Regions from separate parts of the Homo sapiens genome. Here region 2 is linked to region 1. A link is an interaction called in ENCODE POLR2A ChIA-PET data of the cell type or tissue named here. Cell type or tissue: OCI-LY7. All regions are shown on one strand. Links, peaks and the distances in the headings refer to the core of each region. The heading gives the core; the rest is flanking DNA.

Region 1 (5,374 bases), core at 197-5,196:
CCACGTCCCTGACTGGCTCAGCCGGGGGGCCTGTCAAATGAGGTGATTGGATAGCAGATCCCACTCCCTGATAGACTCTTACAGCTCCTAACCCTCCCAGAGCACCCAGCACGTGGGACTGGGTCTATAATCTCTGGGCCCTGCACCCCCAGAAGACACAGATAATGCCTTTGTTTATCCTTATGTCTTCCTAAGTCCAACCACAGACCAAAGCAGAATAGGCTTTCCAGAAATGTTTAAGGGGAGGAAGAAAAGAGGAAGGGAGGGAAGGAGAAAGGGGAGGAGGCAGGGAGAAAGGAAGGAGGGAGGGAGACAGGTTGCCAGGCAGGTAGGCTGAAGTCCTCCTCCCAGCACTAACATCCTATGATTCCACAAAGCTAAGTTCTAAGGCAGTTAGTTCACCAACAGTGTCTCTTAGACACCATCCCATTTATGGTGGAAACACCACAGGGAGAAGCAAAGGGAATTAATTTCAGATGTGAAATGATATGTGAACCCCTCTCTGCCTAAGCCCAGCTGACTGCCCCAAGCCCAGGCCCTGGGGTCTGCTGTGAGAAGTCCCGCCTTCACAGCGGAAGCCTCAGTGATGCTGGTGTCGGAGGCCACAACTCGTTTCTCTCTGCTAAGCTCACCACCTGACATGTCAGTGCTTTCCAGCCCAGAGCCTATGGTTCCGACTGAGGAACACGATACAGCAGGATTCTGCAGGATTCAGAGACATGAGAGGAAGAGGTCTTTATAAATAACTCCTGGTTTAAATGGAGCTGAAAATAGGAAGACAAAAGAGGAAGCCAATTGCTAAGCACTTATTGAGTCAATAACATTGGCTTGGAAGCCATAGTGCAAGTGGCTGGTTTGGTTTATTTCCTTCTCATCAAAAGAGCTAACGCAGGATTGAACCTGGGGGCACCAAGACCGCATGTGTGTCCGAGGATGTGTCTGAAAGGATGTGGTGCTTCTCAGATGATGATGTCTCGACTAAGACATAACCCAGGCCTTGGGTTAGATCTCTCGGTGTCACAGAAGAACCTGTCGGGTGGTGTGGCTTGGCTGTTAAGTCCCTGGACCTCTTGAGATCACTTTCTTCACTGGAAGGTCTAGTCACTGGGTTGGCTTCTAAGCTCTGAGATTTAGATAGCAATTCATAGCTAAGTCTTCGATATAAAACACAGGAACCAAAAGTGTGAATAAAATCTTGACTGTGCTCAAGTGTCCTGTGAAGTGTCCTGTCTCCACTCTCAATTCCATTCTCTGTAGGGTCTTCCTTCAGCTGCAACAAGGGCCTGCAGTTTGTGCTCTCTCTCGGATGACAAAATTGGGTGGAAATGTGCTTTATTCACTTGCCGTCCCCAGGGCCCCTGATCTTGGGGTGTGGCCCAGCAGCATGCTAGCCAGGGCAGGTGGACGCACTGGGCGGATGCACCGGTGGGGGCCAGGCCAGGAGGCTCAGCACAGAGCTGACTCTGCCCCGGTTCCTAACCCTGCCTCCCTACCCCAGGATCCAAGTACAGAGCTGAACAATGGAGGGAGAGACAGCCTGAACGCCAGGACCCCACGCTGCCCGGTTCGGGGCTCCCAGTTCCACCAGGAGGGACAGCAGGAGAGGGGGCGCCGCTTGCCGGGCAGCCTGGCTGGCAGCCATCAGCAGCAGCTGCAGGTGCCCGTGTGCACGCGGAGGATGCCTCGGCTGTGCAAGTGCAGGAAGTTGAAGATCTCAGAGGGCATGGCGTGGAAGCCGGGACGCGGCTTGACGTTGTCATAGTAGTGGTGAGTGATGTAGAGGCCCGAGGGGTTCATGGGGAAGGCCCAGAAGCCAAAGAGGTGCACCTCCTCACAGAGCTCCAGCGCCGCAGTGACCAGAATGAGGCCGGTGCTGATGCGCTTGGCGCGCACCCCCAGGCTGAGCCAGTAGCGCGACACGTTGACCAGGTACTGCGGATGGAAGTAGTAGACAGCTTGCGGCGATTCGAAGTCGTCCAGCACGTACTTGACGCGGATGGACACGTCGGTGTTGCGCGTGTTGTAGAAGGCAGGCAGCAGCACCGACGCGTTCTCGTACACCTGCAGCACGCGATAGAACGGCCGCCGCCACTTCTCCAGCTTGTGGAACCTACACAGGGCGCGAGTGAGAGGTGAGCACCCACTCCTCCGTGCCCTCAGGCCCCTCGCTTCCCCACCCTTGCACCCTGGGGCTTTGCAAAGGACGGAAGGGACTCATAAGGCCACCTGCCTCCTGACACCTCACGCACCTGTGCAGATGAAGGTGAGAACTCTCTCAGGGGCAGTTGAGTTTTTTAAGTGGGTGCAGGAGAGGGCAGTTGGGATCCAAAGGGACAGATATCCAGGGTGTGGCTGCAGGGGGCAGGGCAATGCTGAATCCAAAAGGATGAGGGTGGCCCAAGGGAGGCTCAGAAGGGAAGTGGCTGCGGGAGTGGAGGCTTGCTCTAGAGGCCTCACGCCATTCACCTGTACTGTCATCCCCAAGCTCCCCAGGGACAAACCCCAAATGCAGCTGCCTGTCTTGGCTCAGACGCTTCCTCTCCTGCAGCCTCCGTTTCTCTCTCACACACTAGTGTGTTGTTATTTTTAGAGACACGGTCTTGCTCTGTCATCCAGGCTGGAGTGCAGTGGTGCAATCATAGCTCTGTGCAGCCTTGAAATCCTGGGCTCAAGCAATCCCCCCACCTTAGCCTTCTGAGTAGCTGAGACTACAGGTGTGCACCACAACACTTGCCTATTTTTTTTTTTTAATTTTTTGTAGAGACCAGGGACTAGCTATGTTGCCTAATTTGGTCTCGAACTCCTGGCCGCAAGCCACACTCTGGCCTCAGCCTCCCAAAGTGCTGTGGTTATAGGCATGAGCCACCACACCTGGCCCCATTTCTTTACATTAAGCAGCGTTCCCTCTTGGGCCCTCTCTGACTTTGCTGTCTCTTCCCGCCCCTTAAATAGCTGCTCCCTGGGCATCTGATCCAATTCAATGACCCCCTCCTCTCATCTCCCACTGTCCCCTCCTCTTACATGTCCTCTGACCTGGTTGGTGTGGCTACGCCCGGGGCTAGGGTTTCAACACTTCCCCTAAAACCTTCCAGATGAACCCCAGGAGGGGAGCCAGGAGGGGAGCTGAGATCTCAGTGTGAGCTTCTCCCCAGTACCTCCTGGACACAGCCAGGTAGGGAGCTGCCTGCCCTGGTCACACCCTGGAAAGCTGACCCACCCATCTCTAGGTGAAGGTAGTGTAGACCAGCACCGTCCAAAAGAACTAATGCAGGCCACATATGGAATTTAACAATGTCCGAGTAAGCACATATGAAAAAATGGAAATGGGTGAAGTTTTTATATTTTCTTTAACCCACTATTTCGAAAATACTATTACTTCAACGTGTAATTAATATAACAAGTTAATTAGATATGTTATCCTGTTTTTGTATTAAGTCTTTGAAACCCAGTGTGTGTTTTACACTCACAGCCAGCACACCTCCAGACTAACAACACTTCCAGTGCCCAGTAGCCGCATGTGACTATTGGCTACCATTTTGGACAGTGCAGCTCTAGAAAGAGGGCCACTGACCTCTCTGTGATGATGCTGGGGTTCACAGTGACCACATCCGTCTTCACCCCCACATCCATGGTGTACTTCTCTGAGATGGGGGGCAGGTTGCACCTGCAGAAGAGAAAAGGCAGCCCAAGGTGGTTGGTCATTCAATAGGTCAGGCTGGGGAGGGTGCAGGGGGAGGGGAGGGATGGTGATCATGTGGGCAGAGGGATGCAAAGGCAACCAGCTAGGCAGGTTCTCTGTAGCCAGGTGATAAGACAGTGGTCCTTCTGCTCCTTATCAGGCACTAGGACAGCCAACAGGCCTTGCTGAAGTTCCAGACACATGGGGCAGAGAAATCACTGGTTGTAAAATGCAGTTACAAGCTTGGGTAGTCCCTGGACCTTTGGAGGATGGGATTATGGCTCTTAGAGGACAGGTGGCTGGGGAGCATCTCCTTTCCTAGGGAGCCAAGACTTCCCTGAGGAAGCAATGCTTGAGCAGAGGTCTGAAGGAGGAATTGAGCAAATGTCCTGTGGCAGGAGAAGAGCTACATAAACATGCGATATGTTCGAAGATGCATCTTAGAAATGCAACACATATTGCATGCAAAAGCAAGTTGCCACCATTTGTAGAAAGCCCCATAGTAGGAAGAGTAATAGCCCCCAAAGGTGTCCATGTCCTAATCCCTGGAACCTGTGACTATGCAGCCTTACGTGGCAGAAGGGACTCTGCAGCTGCAATGAAGTTTAGGATCTTGAGATGGAGCCATTGCCCTGAGTTATCTGGGGGAGTCCAGTGTCATCACAAGGGTCTTTATAAGAGACGATGTGACAACCAGGGAGAGAGAAGAAAGTATGTGGCAACAGAATTGGAGTCAGAGAAAGAGACTGAAAGATACTCCACTGTGGGCTTTGCCATGAGCCAAGGAATGCAAGGAGCTTCTAGGAAATGAAAAAGGAAACAAATTCTCCCTGAGAGCCTCCAGAAAGGAATGCAGTTCTGCAGACATCTTGATTTTAGTCCAGTGAGACTTCTGACCTCCAAGACTGTAAGATAATAAAATCTGTGTTGTTTAAACCACTAATTTGGTGGTATTTTTTTATAGCAGCAATAGGAAACGAATACGGCCCTAAACAAGCATAGTTTAACAATACATTGTTCAGGGGTACATCTACATATGACAAAACAATTTTTAACAATGAGAGAATGATTAAGTACTCAATTCAAGGTAGCGATACCTTCAGGGGGAAACGGAGGTAGAATGGGAAGGAGCACACCAGTTGATACAAAGGCACCATACAAACATTCAACTTCTTAAATCAAGTGGTTGGTCTACAAATATTCATTTTATTGTTTTGCTTCATACTTATGTGGTACAAATATTCTTCACATCAAATACTACATAATGAATGAATAATAAATTTTGAAATAAGCAGGTGTTAGCTGGTTGAATGTGGAACTCATGAGCATTCCAGACACAGGTCCTGTGCAAAGGTCCTGTGGTAGATGAGAACAGGAAGCACCCAGGAGTGACTGTGGCCCGGTGACTGGAGCACAGGCAAGGTGGGAGTGGTACAAGCTGAGGGCAGAGAGGGAAGAAGGGGCCAGACTATAAGGGACGGTGGGCCATGTGAAGAATGCGGTCTTTCGTCAAGGGGAAGCCATGGGTTTAAGGAATAATTGTGCAGAAGAACCCTATTCTATAACAGGACCAGGACTGTCACCTACTTTATGATCCAACCATACCCCTCTCTATCAGACCACTATGAAAGGCAGGTTTTATATTGTCCTTAAAGATTGAGTGCGGGAGGGGGTGGGGTGTGTGCAGTCAATTAC
Region 2 (5,374 bases), core at 50-5,049, 57 kb after region 1:
CCGGGGTCAAGTGATCCTCCCACTTTGGCCTCCCAAAGTGCTAGGATTACAGACATGAGCCACCATGTCTGGACATGATATTGTACTATATTGTTTTGAAAGATGTTATCTTTGGAGGAAATTAGGGGAAGTGGATACAGGTTCTCTCTGTGTTGTTACAGCTGCGTATGAATCTACAATTCTCAAAAAGATTTTTTTAAAGTAAAAAGAAACAGGTAAAATTCATTTCAATAATATACTTATTCTAACCTAATATATTCAAATATTATCATTTCAACACACAAACAATATAAAAAAATTAAGGAGATACGTCACATCCCTTTTTTGTATTATGTCTTCGAAATCCAACGTGTATTGTATATGTACAGACAGCATGTCTCAACTCAGACGCAACACTTCCAGTGCTCAGTAGTCACATGGGGCTAGTGGCTAGTGGACAGTGCAGGGCTAGTACACAAAGGGCACACAATGGATGCTTTCTGCATGAATGATGAATGAACCAATTAACCAACCTGAACTAAGAGGGGCCTGAGATTGGACCTGCAGAATAGCACCTCACCAGCAGAAGTGCACCGGGTGGGGGTAGGGGCACATAGATGTGGGGATATTGGCTCTGCAGGCACTGCTGGGTGGAAAGAGAACCCCCTAAAATGAACTTGGATTAGAAGGAGGACAAAAACCCAGCCTAACATGGAAGGAAGAGAAAGCACTTGGGAATTCTTGCTTCCTTTAAACCTTCTTTTGGGGGTTGTGGGGTGTGGTTTATTTCCAAGAAATGGCAATGGTGGTCTTAGGAAGTATTGATCCTTTGATCTGCTGAGGAAGAATGGGGAGTTGGCAGGTTGGAGGAGTGAGGGGAGGGAGGTTTGGCCTTCCTTTGCCCAGATACTCGGCAAATGCAGCACAAAATCAGATGGAATACCAGGCTGGAGTGAGCGTGGATGCATTTTATTCTCCCAGGACACCCCCCGCTGACCCAGTGTGGCATTAAACCCCCAGAACCCCCACAGTGTGGCATCCCATACACATATCCTGGCTTACCTGCCTTATTTCCATTCCCTCCACCCACACAGTCCAGGGGCTCTGCAGGACCTGTGGGCCCCCTGGAAGGAGCCAGCAAAGCCCAGCCTGAGCTGTTCTCCTGAGGGACCAGTCCCTTGTGCCCCACGTCACCAGAGCTGGAAGAGAGGAAGCCACCTTGCCCACCCACTCACACTGCATGAGGCTAAACAGAGACCAGACAGGCCGTCAGTCAGCTTCACAGAGCTATGGTGTCTAAAAAGAAACTTTCAAATCTTTGATAGCTTCCATCACCTGCTCCTCCTGCCTCAACACCTCAGCCTGTCCCCCAGATATCCCCAAATCCAGTCTCTGAGACCCACCAGTTCTTCAAAGCCTCTGTCAGGTCCCACCAGGGTACTCCCACCCCGCCCCATTGCTGTCTCCTCTGAAACCTACAAGATTTATAGTCTATGCCACAAAATTGCGAGTTTATTTATACACTGTCTTACATAATTTTTCATGTTTGTCTCTTTAAGTGTTCTGTAAGTTTCTTAAGGACATGAATCATACCAAATAATTCTTTAGTAGCATCCCCTCTCCCCCAGCGCAAAGCTGAGAGGGCGTTTAACGAATGTTTCTTGATTGTTAGGATAAAGTTTCAGGATTCCCTTCGTATGAATCCATCCATTCAACAATTAGTGTCAGGCACTGTGCTAGGACCTGAGAACTTAGAGATGAATAAAGCATCTCTTACAAGGGTCTTACCAGCTGTGTGACTTTACACATGTTACTTCCCCTCTCTGCAAGAATATGAAATGAGGAAGACTATGTATTTAATAGGACTATGGAGAGGATTAAATGAAATAATCTTCATTTAGGATTAGCTTCTTAGGTTAGAACCTGCCTCATGATCCCTTAGTGAATGTTAATAATTAATTTTTTTTTTTTGAGACAGAGTCTCACTGTGTCGCCCAGGCTGGAGTGCAGTGGTGCAATCTTGGCTCACTGCAACCTCTACCTCCCAGGTTCAAGCGATTCTCCTGCCTCAGCCTCCTGAGGAGCTGGAATTACAGGCATGCACCACCACGCCCGAATAATTTTTGTATTTTTAGTAGAGATAGGATTTCACCACGTTGGCCAGGCTGGTCTCAAACTCCTGACCTCAGGTAATCTGCCCACCTCGGCCTCTCAAAATGCTGGGATTACAGACATGAGACAACACTCCTGGCCAATAGTTAATATTATTACCTCATGAATCCTTCACCTGTGGGGAGGAGGGGTGTCCCTAGGGTAATAGGTAGGGTTAAGAGCTAAATTAGAGAATTATTAGATAAGAAGTGAATGACCTGGATACATCAAAAAGAAGAAATTAAATTCTCTAAGAGGTAAATCCCTGGAAAATAGAAATGTCAAAAAAAAAAAAAAGGTGGGTGGGGCAAGGAAGAAGAGACGGAATCCGGGAGTAAGAGGGTATCACTGTGCTCCTGAGAGATATCTGAGGAAGGTACAGGAAACTCACATCCAACACCTGGTGCAGGGCTGGGCATATGGCAGGTCAGAGCCAGGATTAGAGGAAGGCCAGCAAGGCACCCAGCACACAACATTTAAAGAGGTCCTCATTCTCAGGCTCATGTAAGTACAAAGTTAACGCCTGAGAGTAGAGGCCACCTTAAATTTTGTTCCCTGGATCACTTGCTGGCCTCACCTCATCTCAGTTTTGCAGCAAGTGCTCAGGAGAAACTTGCTCTGACCAGCGAAACTGTAAAGTCACTCTGCTGACCCACCACACACCCAGGCTGCAGTCAGAGCAGCATCCCTTCTTTCCAGGGCACCCTCCCCCTCGAGAACCACACTCTGGATAGATCCTCCAGTCCCTGTGGTCCCAATCTCCTGGGGCTGTGCCTGTTTCTCGGGGCAGTCGAACAGAAGGCTTTGTCCCCTGGGTCGGGGGAGAGTTGGCTCAGTGATGAGGGCCTTCGAATATACACATGTAGGCAGCACAAAGTCAGGCTGTACTTTTCCTTGACCCAGTTTCGCATCCTCAAGTCTCAGGCCTGCACTAGCCACATGCAGGCAGCCCAGCTTTTTGCCCTGAAGGTGCAGGAGAGAGGAAGGCTGGAGGGAAGACAAAGCATAGGAGGGTCCTCTGTACTTGAGGCAGGACAAAACTCCTGGTCTCATTTCCTGTCCACTGCACAATCACATAGAAAAGCAATGGGACAGTGCTGAGCAGGATGTGCTAAGTAGAGACACCATGGTGCTGTGAATTCAGAGGAGAGAAAGAACACCGTGGGCTGAGACCAGAAAGAGAAGCAGGATTTGGACTGAAAGACAGCTGGGAGGGGACAGCGGGTCGGAGGCAGCGTGGGTGAAGGCCCAGAGTTAGGACAGATGTGACATGCGTAAAAGACCCTTCACTGGCCGGGTGTGGTGGCTCATGCCTGTAATCCCAGCACTTTGGGAGGCTGAGGCGGGTGGATCACCTGAGGTCAGAAGTTCAAGACCAGCCTGGCCAACATAGCGAAACCCCGACTCTACTAAAAATACAAAAATTAAATTGGCATGAGCCTGTAATCCCAGCTACTCAGGAAGCTAAGGCAGGAGAATTGCTTGAACCCGGGAGGCGGAGGTTGCAGTGAGCTGAGATAGCGCCACTGCACTCCAGCATGGGTAACAGAGCGAGACTCCACCTCGAAAAAAATAGATCCTTGGCTGACAGGGGAGAAACATTCAACTTCCAGAGTGGGCTTCAGCACAGACTGACAATTAGGCATGAGATTTTTGTTTGGGGAACAGAGACATTCAAAGATTTCTATTTCCAACAAAGTGGCCAACTGAGAAGCCCTCTGGGGCAGGTGCTGTGACATACCCCACCACATCACCTTCGGGAATGAAGGACTTCTCCCCACCTGTTGGGGGTGCCATGAGCCGACAGCCCTCAGCTCTCATTCCTCTTTGAGAATTGCCACAGGTGAGCAGAGCCACCTTGCTCAAGGTTATGTCCTCTTCCAGGGCATATACCTCTTCCAGGTATAAAGGTCAGGCCCCCTCACCCCAACTCTGGGCAAGTATGAAGAGACAGCCCAGCTCCAGGGCTGCCTATGGGGTCCACTGAGGCTTTCTCTGGAACTGTATTGCAGCTCAATTTCTCCCTATGGCCAGTCATATTTCCTTCTCTCTTTCTCAGATATTGATCCCAAGAACACTTCTCAATAAACATCCTACACTCTAATCTCTGACTCAGAGTCTACTTTCCAGGGAATCCAATCTGCAACATCCTCCCAATAAAAAACACTAAAATAACAATTAAAATGTCTTTTAATTGCCTTATTAAATTGATGAATAGTCTGGCAAGAAAAGAAGTAGTAGATGCATTCGTCAGCCAATCTCGGTGATTCATGCTTCCCTTGTAATGGCCAAAGGGCCCTCCCAAGGAGGGTCACACTGGGAACCTCCTCCTAAAGCCAAGAAAGCACAAATAATGCAAAAGAGAAGAAGGGAGAAAAGGCAAGGTATGTGAAACACACAAAATATGATGGCAGAAATAAATCCTTAGTCATCAGTAATCACAATAAATGTAAATATACTAAACTTTCTAAGTAGAAGACAGAGATTGTCAGACTAGGTATTAAAAACTGTAAGTATGTGCTAGTTACAACAGACATAGAATGAAAGACATGCAAATTTAAAAAAAAAGATTCAATATCATAAATATCATGTTCTCTCACCACAATACCTTTGAGTTAAAAAAATCAAAAAGATAAGGAAAAACTTGAAGCCTCTGGACATTTTAAAGCACTTCTAACTTCATGAGTGAGTAAATTATGATAGAAATTAGAAAATAATTGGAATTCAAGATATTGAAAATACATCTGGTATTTACTAGCTGTATGACCTTGAACAAATTACTTAACCTCACTGTGGCTCAGTTTCCTCATCTATAAAATAGCCCCTGGTAACAGTATCTATTACTTGTGTTATATGGATTCAGTATGTTAACACATAAAGCACATGGACTAGTAACTGGCACATCGTAAATGCAATGTCGTTCTGAGTTCTTGTTATCATCATCATCCCCAAATTGAAGAGATTTAATTAAAGAAATATTTAGAGGAAATTTTATAACTTCAAAAGTTTACATTAGAAAATAGAAAGACTGTTAACTGAAGAGCTAAGCACCCAACTTAGGAAGTTAGAAAAATGACAGAATAAAATCAAAGCATAAAAATTAATAAAATAGAAAGCAAATATCCAAGAGAAAATCAACAATGCCAAAATCTGATCATTTTACAGAGACAATGTAAAAAACAGAAAAAGAAACAAGTAAATAATGTTAAGAATTAAAAAGGGGCAAACCGATGGATATGACAGA

What was found. ChIA-PET counts read pairs that join two places held together with the same protein. Peaks named below come from ENCODE experiments on the same cell type or tissue, not always from the same donor. Only the 100,000 strongest peaks of a DNase experiment are listed, where the experiment ranks them.
Region 2: POLR2A ChIA-PET joins it to region 1 with 5 read pairs; 4 of 35 experiments call an interaction of 5 or more read pairs at or near these places.

What each region holds. Positions count from the first base shown.
Region 1 is chr18:46,678,401-46,683,774 of GRCh38, forward strand. It overlaps ST8SIA5 (ST8 alpha-N-acetyl-neuraminide alpha-2,8-sialyltransferase 5), which reads right to left. Exons shown (of 7, transcript NM_013305.6): 6 at 3,572-3,664; 7 at 1-2,110. The coding sequence ends at 1,642. Among named protein-coding and RNA genes, the nearest start is that of LOXHD1, 24 kb to the left of the region's middle. In OCI-LY7, for the core only: a CTCF peak has its summit at 4,283; a DNase peak (open chromatin) is centred at 2,521; H3K4me3 peaks cover 1,020 bases; H3K27ac peaks cover 1,841 bases.
Region 2 is chr18:46,735,839-46,741,212 of GRCh38, forward strand. All of the region lies in intron 1 of ST8SIA5 (ST8 alpha-N-acetyl-neuraminide alpha-2,8-sialyltransferase 5), which reads right to left. Among named protein-coding and RNA genes, the nearest start is that of ST8SIA5, 19 kb to the right of the region's middle. In OCI-LY7, for the core only: no CTCF peak of the experiment used is centred there; no DNase peak of the experiment used is centred there.